2 separate regions of the Homo sapiens genome follow, and region 2 is linked to region 1. The links are chromatin contacts, found by Hi-C or POLR2A ChIA-PET in ENCODE. All regions are on one chromosome and are shown on one strand. The core of a region is the stretch at or near the end of the contact, and the rest is flanking DNA. Distances in the headings are between cores, read along the strand shown.

Region 1 (2,742 bases), core at 2-2,501:
GGCAGGAGAATCGCTTGAACCCGGGAGAAGGAGGTTGCAGTGAGCCGAGATCGCGCCATTGCACTCCAGCCTGGGCGACAAGAGCAAAACTCCCTTTCAAAACAAACAAACAAAAACAATAATCTTGTGAGTGTTTTCATCTAGAATTAAAAGGGAGGGGAAAACCCCAAAAGAGATTTAAGCAAAGAATCTTAGGGTTTAATGCCATTCTGTAGGTTCAGGAAGTCTCTGAGCTTTAAAAAGCCGCTCGCGTGAAAGTAATTAATTATTCCATCACTTCCCGGGGGTGGAGGGGGGTGCGGAAAAGGCGCATGAGCTCAATGCTGTATACTGCAGCCCGATTCCAGCTCTTTCTTGAGGGCAGAAAAAACGCCGAGCGGCGAGCATTTAACAACGGCCGGCTTTTCTTCTCAAGCCCCGCAGCAGCCACGTGGCGCCTGCCCTAGCTCCCGGCTCACCGGCCACTAGCCTGCACCGCTCTTCGGGAGGATTCGAGGCTGGGCCCTCGCCAGCCCGAGTTCCGCGAAGCCCAGAACCTCCAGGGCCGCGGCCACCAGACCGAGGGCTCCGGCCCCGAACCCAAGCGGGGCAGAGCGCCCAGGCGACACGAGGTGCCAGCCTTCCATTCGATGGACGCCTGGCAGGTCCCCGGAAGTTTTCCCCGGGGACAGGTCTTGGCAACAGGTCCGAGGCAAGGCCGGGTGGAGCAGAGCTCCGCAGCGGCTGGTGAATCAGCGCCGCCCAGCGCCGGACCGGCCCTCCCAGCCAATGCCAGACCCGGTGAGGAGCAGCCAGGCTGCTGACCATCAGCCACTTAGGGCTCGCCTGGCCTGGAGAAAGGTGACATCATCGTAGCTGGGAGGTTTCCGAAGGCTTCACCAATGGGAGACCGGCGAGGTGCTTGCCTTCTGCAGCTCTTGGCCAATACTAACAAAGCAAAAGGGGGCCCGGGTTGTTGGTATAGAACCAATGGGAAACAAGGAAGGAGCACGAGGCGGAGTTGCGAATCCTGTCACCAGTTGGAAAGAGGGGGTGGAGCCCGGGCCTTGTCAAGTGTGACCAACCAGCGAGAGGAGCGGACTTTGCGGGGTGGAGCCCTGAAGCCCTCTCCCAATCGCACAAGTGTAGGGGCGGGGCATTCTTTGGGGGGCCCAATGAGGAACGCGGCCGAAGCTGGCCTGTCAAGAGAAGGGGCTGGGGGCGGGGAGATGGTGAGTCGGGGATAAACACTCCGCGGCGGTGGCGGCTGCTGCTCTGCTCCGGGTTCTGTCACTGTGTCGGCGGTGCCCAGCTCACTGGCCCCCTCCCTCTCTTGTCGAGCGTGGTTGCCAGAGAGGCTCCCTCAGCCCTGCTCCGCGGGGTCCACAGCGGGCTCCACAGCGGGCTCCATAGCGGGCTCCACAGCGGTCCGGCGGCGGCAGCGAGCCCGTGGGCAGTGGGGGTTGGTCCCGTGGCTCCGGCCCCCGGTGCAGAATGGCGGCGGCGGTTCGGATGAACATCCAGATGCTGCTGGAGGCGGCCGACTATCTGGAGCGGCGGGAGAGAGGTGCACGGGGACGGGGAGGGGTCCACTCGAAACGAGGCCGGGGGTCCTGTGGGGCCGGCCTCAGGTCCGGGCGCCCAGCCGCTCCGGGGGTGGTTGGAGGCGGGGAGACCGCGAGCGCTCCCAACCCCTCTGGCTCTCCCCACGCGCGGTCCGAAGGGAAGCCGCCGCTGCCCCAAAGCAATGAATGGGGTGGAGAAGGGGCTGCCGCCCGCCGGGGTCCCGAACGCCGCCCCTTCCCCAGCCCTTCACGAGTGGGTGGCCGGGGCCCCCTCCGATAGCCTCCCTGGTTTACCTCACCCGGGCTGGTCCCGGCCGGCCCCCAGGTGGGCCCGGCGCCCCAGTCTCCTGGGCAGAGGAGCAGCGCCTCCCGGTCCCCGGCTCACGGTGCTTGCCCCGCACCTTCGCCTGAGCTGGTTCCACTTAACCCGCACCAACCTGCTGGATGTAGCCAGTGGGAAACCCAGGCTGCGTGAGCCTAGCCACTACTGTGTCTTTCTCAACAATGAGCAGCTGGAATCCTCCTTACACCTGCTCCGAATTGACGATATTCACACAATTTTTTTTTAAATCATTGTTCTCAGAATTCCACCTTACTCCATTTAATTATTTCCACAATATTCTTTTAAAGATAAATAAAGGAAAAAGGAAATACTGTAGAGAGGAGAGAGCATTAAATATTCTGGGCCCATTCATTAACTGGATCCTCCTGTTTTCTAGAAGCTGAACATGGTTATGCCTCCATGTTACCATACAATAACAAGGACAGAGATGCCTTAAAACGGAGGAACAAATCCAAAAAGAATAACAGCAGTAGCAGGTAATTTGGTAAATACTTCTTTCTGTCTTTTAGATTATATTGTAGGTGACACAAACTGCTGAATGTAAGTTTTCTGTTGTGATTATAACCCTATAAAATTACATTGTGGCCGTCATGATTCAGTAATGTACACATGGACTTAAGCCATTGCAGGAAGCTGTTTCTGTTTGGGTTGAGGGAACTGAAAAGAAAAATAGAAATGTTTTACATTTCTTTATGAACTTTATTCAAAATTTAATTTCACTTTTCTTCCCTTTTGGAACAAAAAAATCTGTGGAAGCTTCAAGTGAGATTAGCAATGGTGACAGTATTTTCCCTTCAGAAGTTGCAGATTCAGGGCAAGTTTTCTATAAGTCAAAATGCTGGACATTATCCATTT
Region 2 (2,700 bases), core at 108-2,607, 640 kb after region 1:
CACAAAAAAGGCAATTCTTCAAAAATGTGGGGGAAAAGCCTCCCATACCCATGTTACCTGCTGGTGAGTTTCAGGTAAGGGTGTAGCTGGGAGCATCCGGTTCCAAGACTGCCTTGTATTTCTCTTACAGGATGCCTCCCCTTCTGCTGCGGTTTTTAATCAGCGTTTCTAGGGCAGGCTTGCAGGCGGGGCCGCGAACCCCCTGTAGTTGTACACGGAGCTGGGTGAGGCTGCGGCTCTGGGCATTTCTGGGGAGGAGTTCCATGGCTTTCCACAGACTCTAACCACCCTGCAGCGAGCCGCATGCTATACGGGTTAAACTCGGGGCATATCGAACGAACAATTCACTTCACGGAAGACTAGCAATAACCAGGACACCTGCGCTATTGATCAGCTATCTCAACACCAGAGAGACCCACCAGCACAAGGGGCAAGAATTGGCCAGGAGGCGCGCGGCGCTGCGCCCTCACCGCGTCCAGACAGACCCTTGAACTTCACCGCCAAAAAACGCACCGCTCCGCAGACCCGACCCGGGAGAGGGGTTTAACTTCCCCTCACCTTTCCCATCCCTCCTTCATTTCCAAGGACATACTCAAAGGAAACTGGCAACACTCGGTCTAGGGTTTCGCTCCTGCCCTCGGCGGACACCGAAACCACTTCTCCCAGGGAAGTTAATTAAAGGAACCATTAATCCGCCCAAAAATCCAAAACCTACCCCCAAAGCTCAAGAGCTCTGAAAAGAGATCGAGGGCGCCTCTGCCGATCTTGAACATCTCTGCTCGTCGCTGGGGCTTAGAGGTGGGCAGGGGGTGCCAAAGGGGCGCAGGCAAGACCCGGCCAGAGGGTTAGACGCCGGCCCCCGTTCCGAGGCGGCCCAGTCTACACGCCAGCGACGCCGGCTGAGCCGGGCTTGGAGGCAGCCAGGTAAGCAGGTAGGTGTAGGCATGTGTCTGAGCAGACACACAGCTGCGGCGGATTAAAGTTCAAGCCCGTTCACACTCCGCTTCCCCTTCCCAGGTGTTCTCACGCACGGCCCAGGCAGCCACTTTCCCGGGGAAGCCTCGGCGCTCGACCGGACAGTCCCCTCTTTGTCATTCTTAATGACTCCCCTTGCCTCCCAGGCGCCAACCCATTGAGACTACTCGCTTCTCTCCACTCTCCCAGGCGGGCGCAGAAACCCCCGGAAAGGGGAACTCGGCGGGGACCGGGGGAAGCAGGGTGTCGCGCGGCGCAGGGGGCGCCGCAGCCGGCGTACGTACCCAGAGCGAACAGGGCGAGCTGTCCAGCCGAGGGGACCATTTTACGGGCGGGCGGGCAGCAGGCTCTCCAGCCTCCTGCCCTACCTGCGGTGCCCGAGTGGCGGAGCGGCGCCGCGGTGCGGGGGAAAAAGACGCAGACTAGGCAGGGCCTGCCCCCGGCGCGGGAGGGCGGAGGGAGGACCGAGCGCCTCTCTGCTGGCACTCGCCCCGCAGCGCTGCCCGCCGGGCGGAAATAGGAAGGCGGCTACCGTCACCTCCTCGCCACTCGGCGACCGGGGCACAGCTGACCCCCCCCTCCCGCCCCGATGGGGGTGCCCCCCTGAGGGCACAGAGGGTGGGGGTTTGGGGTAAGGGGCGGGGACGCTGAGCGCACCGAGCAGGGCGCGGGCTGCTGGGCGGGGCGACCTGGGATCCCAGAGCCTGGCGGCGCGAGCCGGGCACCCGGGCCGACGAAAAGGCAGGAAGCGCCTGACTTCAGACACCACCCCCGACTGCCAGCGCCGTGCGGCAGCGGACTCCAGCGTGCGGGGTCGGCGCCGGCCGCGTAGCCGGATTGTCCTGGGCCGCAGTGGCGGCTTCCAGGCTCTAGGCGGCGGAGCGGAGCCGCCCGGGCACCCGTTACCTACACCGAGGGGCCGCTCCTGGGGCATCTCTGGGGCGGGGAAGGCTGGAGGCTGGGGACGCAGCCAGGAAAGGGACCTGTGAGTTTCGCCGGCCGCTTGCCAAGACTTGGCTCAAGGAAAGTGGTCCCCTGAATCAATGAAGAATTTGTTAAACCAGGTTTCCCACCTGTGCCACAGTTCCCATCAATTCTGGCAACGCCTGCCGCCTTACCTCCCAGGCAGGCCACATCGTTAAGATCAGTCTTCGTACTTCTGGCCTGGGACTGATAAAAAATGGGTCTCTGTGACGAATCTGGTTATATGGCACCACCAGCTGAGGCCAAAAGCCTGCTAGCCTGCCACCAAGTGTACCCCGAAAGAGGGGTGTGTGGGCCCGAGTCACCTGGGTGGTCCTTTCAGGATTTGTGGCTCTGAGGTGGCCCCTGGTGCTGGAATTTGGGGAGGTGGAGGGGATAGAGGGAAGACATTCTGGGCGAAGAGTGGAAGATCCATAGGTTCCTCGGTGACCCTCATGGGGACAGTACACCCGGGAGATTCATGTTCTCCAGGTACCCGGAGCTCACGGACTGACCCTCTTCTCCTGCCTCCTCTGGCCTACGTGCTCCGGGTAGATCCACTTTCCTTGAAGGTGGGGGTGGGGGCTGTTGGGCCTGGGGAATCTTTTGCTGTTTACTTGGGGAGGCTCAGGCTCTCACGGTTGACCTCTGCCCAGTTTGTTTCATGTAAGTAGAGCAACCTAGTTTCAAGAAGGAAGCACCAGGCCATTGGTCTCAACATTTGGGCAGGAAGCACCAGTGTAAATCATTCCTTTCAATAGA

The links. A loop is a pair of places that touch in the nucleus more often than their neighbours do. ChIA-PET counts read pairs that join two places held with the same protein, here RNA polymerase II (POLR2A). Pooled maps may share reads with other maps.
Region 2: a loop to region 1 is called in a map of HepG2, with 39 times the contacts of the local background. The contact joins the promoter of TGFA here to the promoter of MXD1 in region 1. A Hi-C loop is called at or near these places in 2 of 168 maps with a recorded cell type or tissue (HepG2 and naive thymus-derived CD4-positive, alpha-beta T cell) and 8 of 50 pooled maps. POLR2A ChIA-PET finds 5 or more read pairs at or near these places in 1 of 52 experiments (MCF 10A).

The regions. Positions count from the first base shown.
Region 1 is chr2:69,913,858-69,916,599 of GRCh38, forward strand. MXD1 (MAX dimerization protein 1) reads left to right here and starts at 1,252. Exons shown (of 6, transcript NM_002357.4): 1 at 1,252-1,546; 2 at 2,264-2,363. The coding sequence starts at 1,474. RefSeq lists enhancers at 416-465, 478-1,083, 566-675, 776-975 and a silencer at 1,626-1,855.
Region 2 is chr2:70,552,469-70,555,168 of GRCh38, forward strand. TGFA (transforming growth factor alpha) reads right to left here and starts at 1,358. Exons shown (of 6, transcript NM_003236.4): 1 at 1,260-1,358. The coding sequence starts at 1,299. LOC124907824 (a long non-coding RNA gene) reads left to right here and starts at 240. Exons shown (of 2, transcript XR_007086906.1): 1 at 240-924. RefSeq lists a silencer at 1,419-1,488.